Regions from separate parts of the Homo sapiens genome. Here region 1 is linked to region 2. Evidence: read pairs that join two places in POLR2A ChIA-PET (ENCODE). Cell type or tissue: OCI-LY7. All regions are shown on one strand.

Region 1 (5,000 bases), 130 kb before region 2:
CTGGCTAACATGGTGAAACCCCATCTCTACTAAAAAAATTAGCTGGGTATGGTGCAGATGCCTGTAATCCCAGCTACTTGGGAGGCTGAGGCACGAGAATCACTTGAACCCAGGAGGCAGAGGTTGCAATGAGCCGAGATCGTGCCACTGCACTCCAGCCTGGAGACAGAGTGAGACTCCATCTCAAAAAAAAAAAAAAATATATATATATATATATATACACACACATATATGTGTATATATATACACAAAAATTAGCCAGGCGGTAGTGGTACGCACCTGTAATCCCAGGTGAGGCAGGAGAATCACTTGAGCCTGGGAGGTGGAGGTTGTCATGAGCCAAGATCACGCCACTGCACTCCAGTCTGGGTGACGGAGTGAGACCCTGTCTCAAAAAGAAAAAAAAGAAAGAAAGGAAAGGGGCTGGGTGCAGTAGCACACACCTGTAATTCCAGCACTTTGGGAGGCCGAGGAAGGTGGATCACCTGAGGTCAGGAGTTCGAGATCAGCCTGGCCAACATGGTGAAAGCTCGTCTCTACTAAAAATACAAAAATTAGCCGGGCATGGTGGTGGACGCCTATAATCCCAGCTACTCGGGAGGCTGAGGCAGGAGAATTGCTTGAACCAGGAGGTGGAGGCTGCAGTGAGCAGAGATCGCACCATGCACTCCAGCCTGGGTGACAGAGCTCCATCTAAAAAAAAGAAAAGAAAGAAAGAAAGAAAAGGATGGAATAAATGGGAAGAGGAGAGGAGAGTTTAAAAATACTGTAAATCCACATACAGACTGGAAACTCCCATAATAGAAAGGAAAATGGGAAATGAAAATAGGTTTATGGTTAAAATTAATATATAAGAGCTCATGAATAGGTATAGGTTGGGCGTGGTGGCTCACACCTGTAATCCCAGCACTTTGGGAGGCCGAGTCAGGTGGATCACCTGAGGTCAGGAATTTGAGACCAGCCTGACTAACATAGTGAAACCCTGCCTCTACTAAAAATACAAAGATTAGCTGGGCGTGATGTCGCATGCCTGTAATCCCAGCTACTCGGGAGGGCGAGACAGGAGAATCGCTTGAACCCGGGAGGCGGAGGTTGCAGTGAGCCGAGAGATCACACTGTTGCACTCCAGCCTGGGCAACAAGAATGAAACTCTGTCTCAAAAAAATAAATGAAATAAAAATAAAAAATGAATAGGTATAGTAATTGATAATATCTATACTTATATGTGGTCAGAGGCCTAAATACCAATGAAATACTTTTGAAATTTAGCATCTTCTTAATAGGTGCACTTTCTTTTTTTTTTTTTTTTTTGAGACGGAGTTTTGCTCTTGTTGCCCAGGCTGAAGCGCAGTGGTGTGATCTCAGCTCACTGCAACCTCTGCCTCCCAGGTTCAAGCGATGCCCCGTCTCAGCCTCCCGAGTCACTGGGATTACAGACATGTGCCACCACGCCCGGCTAATCTGTATTTTTTAGTAGAGACGGGGTTTCTTCATGTTGGTCAGGCTGGTCTCGAACTCCCAACTTCAGGTGATCCTCCCGCCTCTGCCTCACAAAGTGCTGGGATTACAGGCGTAAGCCACCGAGTCCGGTGGTGCCCTTTCTTTTTCTTTTTTTTTTTTTTTTTTGAGACAGAGTCTCACTCTGTCACCCAGGCTGGAGTGCAGTGGCGCTATCTTGGCTCACTGAAAGCTACACCTCCCAGGTTCACGCCATTCTCCTGCCTCAGCCTCCTGAGTAGCTGGGACTACAGGCGCCCGCCTGCCACCACGCCCGGCTAATATTTTGTATTTTTAGTAGAGACAGGGTTTCACCGTGTTAGCCAGGGTGGTCTGGATCTCCTGACCTTGTGATCCACGCGCCTCAGCCTCCCAAAGTGCTGGGATTACAGGCATGAGCCACTGCGCCGGGCCATGCACTTTCTTTTAATCCTCACAATCACCCAATCAGGAAGATACTATAGTATTATCATATTTTAGATTATGAAACTGACCTGGCTGGGCATAGTGGCTCATGGCCGGGCACGGTGGCTCTTGCCTGTAATCCTAGCACTTTGGGAGGCTGAGGCAGGCAGATCACTTGAGGTCAGGAGTTCAAGACCAGCCTGGCCAACATGGTGAAACCTTGTCTTTACTAAAAATACAAAAATTAGCCGGGTGTGGTGGCACGGGCCTGTAATCCCAGCTGTTCTGTGGATCGCAGCTGGATCGCAGCACTGCACTCCAGCCTGGGCGAAAGAGCGAGACACCATCTCAAAAAAAAAGAAAGAAAAAAGAAAGAAAAAGAAACTGACTTTTCCCAGAATCACCAGTAAGTGAGCAGGGGAAACTAGCTGACTCCAGGCTGCAAGTTCTTAACAGTCTGCCCAGCCTCCTCCTCCTCCTCCTCCTCCTCCTCATTATCATCCCCAGGGTGTCAGGCCAGCCTCTCCCTATAGTGTGCTCTCCTAAGGATAGATAATACCTCTGCCTAATACAGCTGAGCAGAAATGGAATTTGAATCCAGTTTTTCTTATTTTCACAGGCTCCCTTTTTGAGGTCACTGAAGTGAGAAGTGGGAAAGAGGAAGGTCTTAGGTGATGCCCTTGAGCCTAGAGGAAGGGATTTAGCAATAACGGGCTCTCTTTAATTAACTTGCTGAGTCAGGGCAGGAGGCAAGCAAACTAGTGAAGCTGAGGGGAAGAGAGGAAGTCAAGTATAGATTGACAGAGGCAGGCTTGGATCTAGTGAGGCAGGGAGAGATTGGGGAAATTAGGAAACTAAGGAAAATAGGAAAGAGCTAAAATTCATTAGCCAACAGTGGACTTGAATGTGGACAATTATCTACTTTATAACTTGGGGGTTTTCTGGTTTGGTTTTGTTGATAGAGTCTCACTCTGCCACCCAGGCTGGAGTTCAGTGGTACGATCATGACTCACTGCAGCCTGGATCTCCTGTGCTCAAGCAATCCTCCCACCTCAGCCTCCCAAGTAGCTGGAACTGCAGGTGCATGCCACCATCCCTAGCTAATTTTTTATTTTTTATGGAGACAGGGTTCTCACTATGTTGCCCAGACTGGTCTTGAACTCCTGGACTCAAGGGATCCTCCTGCCTCGGATTCCCAAAGTGCTGGGATTACAGGCATGAGACACCACACCCAGCCTACTTTATAATTTTGACTATAGCTAGCCGTGTCTGTATGTTCAAAATTATTTTGCTTTTCAGTTTTTCCTCAGGATGTCTTGTGTATTTTTATATGGTAGTTGACATTTACTATTAACCAATTTTGGTATTTTTCTAATATTTATGTGATAGAAAATTTAATTATTTTTATATTGTGTATTAAAAATTTCAGTCTTTAATATTTTTTATTTATCATTAGCCCAAAGAGCCCTTCAATCATTAATGTAATACTTGTTAAATTAGGCAGGAACTAGATATTAGGGTGTGCCTATAACATCAGTCCCGAATATCCAGATTAGATAAACTATTTAGTGCCTCTCAGGCCCTAATATACTGAACTCCCAAATGCCAGTATGCTGAGAACAGCAACGGAAAAAGTTTTACAGAAGATGCACATGTGGTTATCAGCACCAAGTGAATAGCCCTGAGCTTTTTTTTTTTTTTTTTCTTTTTGAGACGGAGTCTTGCTCTATCCCCAGGCTGGAGTGCAGTGGCACGATCTCTGCTCACTGCAACCTCCGCCTCCCAGGTTCAAGCGATTCTCCTGCCTCAGTCTCCCGAGTAGCTGGGACTACAGGCACGCACCACCACGCCCAGCTAATTTTTGTATTTTTAGTAGAGACAGGTTTCACCATGCTGGCCAGGATGGTCTCGATTTCTTGACCTCGTGCTCCACCCACCTTGGCCTCCCAAAGTGCTGAGATTACAGGCATTGAGCCACCATGCCCGGCCAGCACTGAGCTTTTTGAGTGTAGAGTTTTCAGACGACACAGAAGGTTTTGGTCTAAATGGTCTAGATACCTTGAAATGAGATTAAGAAGTAGTATCACGGACTGTGATATAAGTGACTGAATTTGTGGAATTCTCTTCCCACTGCAACATCTTTACAGTGATCCTGTTTTCTAGAATCAGATTTTTGGGATGAAATGAATGGAGTGAAAGGATGAAAAAGTAAGACAAAAAAGCAGGACTTTTTTGTATATTCCAGGCATTCTAGCTGTTTTTATTTTTGTAGGATAAACATTTTGAAGATGTGATTAGAGGAAAAAAAGAGAAGACAGATTACAATAAACATACATATATTTACCAGGGCTTAAGGCCATTTAGTCTACCAGGTAACAAACTTTTTTTTTTTAAGCTTTAGAATTTACAAAGTTCACATCAGTCTGAAACAAACATTTTATTTTTTTAAGCTTTAGAACTTACAAAGTTAACATCAGTCTGAAATGATAGCATTAAAAGGGTAGCATATGAAAAATCTCCTTTATAACATTTTATTTATTTATTTTTTATAGAGATGTTAGGGTCTCACTATGTTGCCCAGGGTGGTCTCAAACTCGTGAGCTCAAGCCATCCTCCCATCTCAGCCTCCCAAAGTACTGGGATTACAGGCATAAACCACCATGCCAGGTCTGAAAAATCTTCTTAACCAGCTATAACGAGGTAAAACATCTCTTTAAAAATATCTTAAAAGACAATAAATGAGCTTGAAATGCTATAAGGAAATATAGCCTCACTTAATAAATATAACTCAAAGCCTCCAAGGATTAACCCAAGAAAGCAAATTTCAAGTAACTGATTTACCTACTACCACTGTGACCCTCACTTTGATTATCACTTCTACCCCCATACTGGGCCATAAAAGGGTTCTGCTCCTGTTTAACATTCTTGCTTTACTCCCCAGTCTAATCTCATCAGTTCTGAGGCTCCCTACCAATTCCTTCTGTTCTCACACGCTTTCACTCCAGCCTCATTCTCTGACCACCAGGCCCTGGCTCTGCCCCAGCAGCCATACTTCTGCCATGTGACATTGCTCTCTTTGGCTATAGCCGAATGATTGA
Region 2 (5,000 bases):
CCTCCTGCCTGGGCCTCCCAAAGTGTTGAGGTTACTGGTGGGAGCCACCTCACCCAGCCACCTTCTTTTTATCCTCTGGCTAGAAAGCTGGGCCTTTAATAAGCTATTCTGTGCTGTGCACTTTTGTGACTGTGTCTAGCTAGAGATTTATTCATTTTTTTTTTGATCTTCTCAAAGAACCAGCTTTTGATTTCACAAATTTCTTCTGTTTTTCTTATTTTTTCGTATTTTTTCTTTTGCCAAAGCCAAATATTTCTAATTTTTTTCTATTTAATCGACTCTGTTTTTATTATTTGCTTCTGCTTATGTTGGGTTAAATTTGCTCTTGTTTTTTCTAATTTCTTAAGGTGACTTCTATTAAACATTTCCATTTTAAAAATAGTTTCCATTTCTTCATTGAGATTTTCTGTTTCTTCTTAAAAAAAATTTATAGCCTTTTACTTATTTTTTTGTGGAGAATCTGGGTCTCACTGTGTTTCCCATACTAGTTTCAAACTCCTGTCCTCAAGTGATCCTCCTGCCTCAGACTCCAGAAGCACTGGGATTACAAACTTGAGCCACAGTGCCTGGCCCTTATTTGTTTTTTTTTTTTTTTTTTGAAACGGAGTCTCGCTTTGTTGCCCAGGCTGGAGTGCAGTGGTGAAATCTCTGCCCACTGCAAGCTCCGCCTCCCGGATTCATGCCATTCTCCTGCCTCAGCCTCCCGAGTAGCTGGGACTACAGGCACCCGCCACCACGCCTGGCTAATTTTTTTTTTTTTTTTTTGTATTTTTAGTAGAGATGGGGTTTCACTGTGTTAGCCAGGATGGTCTCGATCTCCTGACCTCATGATCTGCCTGCCTCAGCCTCCCAAAGTGCTGGGATTACAGGTGTGAGCCACCGTGCCTGGCCCCCTCATTTGTTTTTTTGTTGCCTTTGTGTTTTGCTTTAAATCCTTTAGTGTTACATAATAGTAACTTGTTTTGAAGTCTCAGCTACTTACGTCATTGTTATTAATATTTCTGACTCTTTTTTTATTGATTTCTTTCTCCTGTAGGTCATGGGTTAGTTTCCTGCTTGGAATTTATAGTAATTTTCCTCCCATAATTTTGTATAGTATGGATCCTAGGATATTTAATGTCTGGATCCTCTTGCCTTTCTTAATAGAGTTTTGTTTTGGCAGACAATTTGCTTGTTTATCAGCTTATACTTTTTGAGGCTTGTTTTTAAGTTTTAATAAAGATGGGTTGATATGGTTTGGCTGTGTCCCCACCCAAATCTTATCTTGAATTCCCACGTGTTGTGGGAGGGACCTGGTAGGAGGTAATTGAATCATGGGGGAGGGTCTTTCCTGTGCTGTTCTCATGATAGTGAATGAGTTTCATGAGATCTGACAGTTTTAAAAAGGGGAGTTTCCCTGCACAAGCTCTCTTCTCTTGTTTGCTGCTATATAAGGCATGCCTTTCACCTTCTGCCATGATTGTGAGGCTCCTCCAGCCTCATGGAACTGTAAGTCCAATAAACCTCTTTGTTTTGTAAATTGCCCAGTCTCAGGTATGTCTTTATCAGCAGCATGAAAATGGACTAATACATGGGTCTAGATTAATCTTATTCCTAAGGTGTGAGCTTTCTGGATCTCTGCTGAATTCTGCAGTCTTTAACGTAGTCTCTTAACTTGATACTTGGAATTCAAATGTCTGCCAGCCATGCATGAGCACCAGTAGTTGTTAGGCTCATGCTACTTGGTAATTGTTCTTTGCCCAGCTTTCATAGACCTTTGCTGTGTACCTGTTCAGCCTACTCTGTGTGAGTGTGTATATGTGTGTATTTTTTATTTTTGAGACGGAGTCTTGCTCTGTTGCCCAGGCTGGAGTGCAATAGGGCAATTTTGGCTCACTGCAACCTCCACCTCCTGGGTTCAAGCGATTCTTGTGCCTTAGCCTCCCGAGTAGCTGGGATTACAGGCATGCACCACCATGCTTGGCTAATTTTCCTATTTTTAGTAGAGATGGGTTTCACCGTGTTGGCCAGGTTGGTCTCGAACTCCTGACCTCAAGTGACCCGCCCACCTTGTCCTCCCCAATAGCTGGGATTGCAGGCATAAGCCACCGCTCCCAGCCTCAGCTTAGTATTTGACGGAGGATGGAGGATTCCTGTGGCAGATTTCTTTTTCTTTTCTTTTCTTTTTTTTTTTTTTTTTTTTGAGATAGAGTTTTGCTCTTGTCACCCAGGCTGGAGTGCAGTGGTATGATCTTGGCTCACTGTCACCTCCAGCTCCTGGGTTCAAGCGATTCTCCTGCCTCAGCCTCCTGAGGAGCTGGAATTACAGGCGCCTGCCACCATGCCCAGCTAATTGTTGTATTTTTAGTAGAGATGTGGTTTCACTATGTTGGCCAGGCTGGTCTCGAACTCCTGACCTCAGGTGATGCACCTTGGCCTTGGCCTCCCAAAGGTCTAGGATTACAGGCATGTGCCACTATGTCTGGCTAATTTTTGTATTTTTAGTAGAGACGGGGTTTTGCCATGTTGGCCAGACTGGTTTTGAACTCCTGACCTCAAGTGATCTGCCCTCCTCAGCCTCCCAAAGTGCTGGGATTACAGGCGTGAGCCACCGTGTCCAACTCCTGTGGCAGATTTCTGAAGCCTCTTCTATATATAGTTCTCTGTAGCACCCTGCCCCATAAATTCCAGCAGTTTCTAATTCTCATATCTACTCAGGTCAGTGAGACTGCTAAGCTCTGTTTAGGTCCCCCACCCACACCCCTACACCTCTTACACCTATTCTGCAGTCTGGAAGATGCTTCTAGAGACAAATAGGGATTTTTCTTGGGATTTACCCTGCTTCTCTTCTGAAACGGTAGTCCTGTATTGGCTTTTGTCCAACAGCTGAAAACAGCTATTTTATGTTTACTTTCCAGTTTTATAGTTGGCAGGAACCTCATCTAGTGTCAGTTATTCTTATACATTTGGGAGCAGAAGTCTCAGAGTGTATGGTGCCAGAATTTAGCACATGCGACTTTATTATCTATTAGAACAATTCAGTCTCTTGTTTTTTGAGGCAAGTCTTGCTGTTGCCCAGGCTATAGTGCAGCAGCCTTGTCCTCCCAGATTCATGCAATCCTCCCACCTCAGCCTCCCCAGTAGCTGAGACTACAGGTATGTACCACCAGGCCCAGCTAATTTTTGTATTTTTTGTAGAGACAGGGTTTCACCATGTTTCCCAGGGTTGTCTGGAACTCCTGCTCAAGCAATCTGCCCACCTCCACCTCCCAAAGTGCTGCAGTTACAGGCATGAGTCCAGCCCAGTTTGTTTTAATTATATCCTGGTTTGCTTCTTTGCTTCATTGTTTCTATAGCAGAGTGTTAAAATTTTAAATGTTAATTCCTGTTGAAAAACAATAGCCTGCATTATTCTTCTAGTATTTTTGAAAGTATTATGTTAGATTTTGAACTAACATATGCAGGTGTTACAGGTAGGAGGACAAATAGATACTCTGGCATTTCTTCCATAGCAAGGGAAATCCTTATTCACAGTTTTGAAATTTCAAGAACTCCCCAAACACAAGAGTTTCAGATGAGGGAATGTAGACCTGTATTTCTGTTTAATGCAATGATTCTTCTGTGGAGAACTGAAAATGTCTGTCTACTGTGTCACTTTATAAAACCTGTTTTAAGTGAATTGAATGTAAAACATATGTTGAAAGTATACCATATGTAGTATTTTGCATTTCACTTTCCGTAAATAAAAGCAAAGTAAGTTCCCTAAAAAGTTAGTTTAGGGCCGGGCGCAGTGGCTCACGCCTGTAATCCCAGCACTTCAGGAGGCCGAGGCAGGGGGATCACCAGAGGTTGGAGTTCAAGACCAGCCTGGCCAACATCCAAATTGGATATTTTTTGTTACTTTTTCCTTTCTATTCTCCTTTGTAATAAGTGACCTATTATAGAAGTAGTGCATTTCGTGAAAAAAATTGAGATCTATTTACTTAAATGCACGTTGGTTCTTGTTGAGGAGAAATGAATTAGTAGTAGTTATTTGGAGGGGCCTGCCATTCTGAATTATTTTTACAGCTCACATTGACAGGAGATAATTGAATTAATGGCATTGAATATAATTTCAATAAGGACATAGCTGAATTTCATTAATTGAGAACATAATCATTAGGATCTAAAACTCAGTTACTGTTCTAAGTATGATGAAGTAAAAAGCTAACTGCTGTAATGTAAACATATCTCATTCAAGGGGCGGGGGGTTTAGTTTTTAATTTTCCTGTCAGTTATTTGGAGGGGATTATCTAGTTTAATTTTGTATGTTCACTTCTCACTTTATTTTGGGCATTTTTATTGTCCATTTGATTATAAGACTGGGTAAGCAATGTAACAGTTGAATTTGTTGATTAGAAGATCTTTTAAAAGATAAAAATTTTGGGTTTAATAACCTTTAACATTTAATAAAATTTCTGTAGGTGATGGAAAGAGCTTTTAACCAGGAGTCAGAGAGCCTAAATTATAGTCTTAAATTTTGCCACTAGTTAGGTATGTAATCTGGGGTAAGTTACTTGTTTTCTAAATTTTACCTCTACAATAAGGATTAAACCTTTTGTGCTTATGGGATTATCATGCTGATTAAATGTTACCGAGGAGTCTCTTTGAAAAACATACGATAAACAAATAAAGGTGTTTCCAGTCACACCACCAAAAATACCAATTGGAATCCTGAATATTTTAAAAATCAGCTATGTAAAATAAAGTTACATTGTGCATGTCAAGTAAGAATATCAATTTTATTTATTTTTTAAGAGACAGTGTTTTGTTCTGTCGCTCAGGTTGGAGTGCAGTGTTACCATCACGGCTCACTGCAGCCTTGGACTCCTGGGCTCAAGCCGTCCTCCCATCTCAGGTTCATGAGTAGCAGGGAGTACAGGCATGCCACCATGCCCAGCTAATTTTTAATTTTTTTGTAGAGACAGTGGGTCTCAAACTCCTGCCTCAAGCGATCCTCTCACCTCAGCCTCCCAAAGTAT

What was found. ChIA-PET counts read pairs that join two places held together with the same protein. Peaks named below come from ENCODE experiments on the same cell type or tissue, not always from the same donor. Only the 100,000 strongest peaks of a DNase experiment are listed, where the experiment ranks them.
Region 1: POLR2A ChIA-PET joins it to region 2 with 6 read pairs; 6 of 35 experiments call an interaction of 5 or more read pairs at or near these places.

What each region holds. Positions count from the first base shown.
Region 1 is chr4:139,186,640-139,191,639 of GRCh38, forward strand. The region is part of intron 1 of LOC105379412 (a long non-coding RNA gene); the gene reads left to right. Among named protein-coding and RNA genes, the nearest start is that of ELF2, 12 kb to the left of the region's middle. In OCI-LY7, no CTCF peak of the experiment used is centred here; no DNase peak of the experiment used is centred here.
Region 2 is chr4:139,320,892-139,325,891 of GRCh38, forward strand. All of the region lies in intron 1 of NAA15 (N-alpha-acetyltransferase 15, NatA auxiliary subunit), which reads left to right. Among named protein-coding and RNA genes, the nearest start is that of NDUFC1, 21 kb to the left of the region's middle. In OCI-LY7, no CTCF peak of the experiment used is centred here; no DNase peak of the experiment used is centred here; H3K27ac peaks cover 810 bases.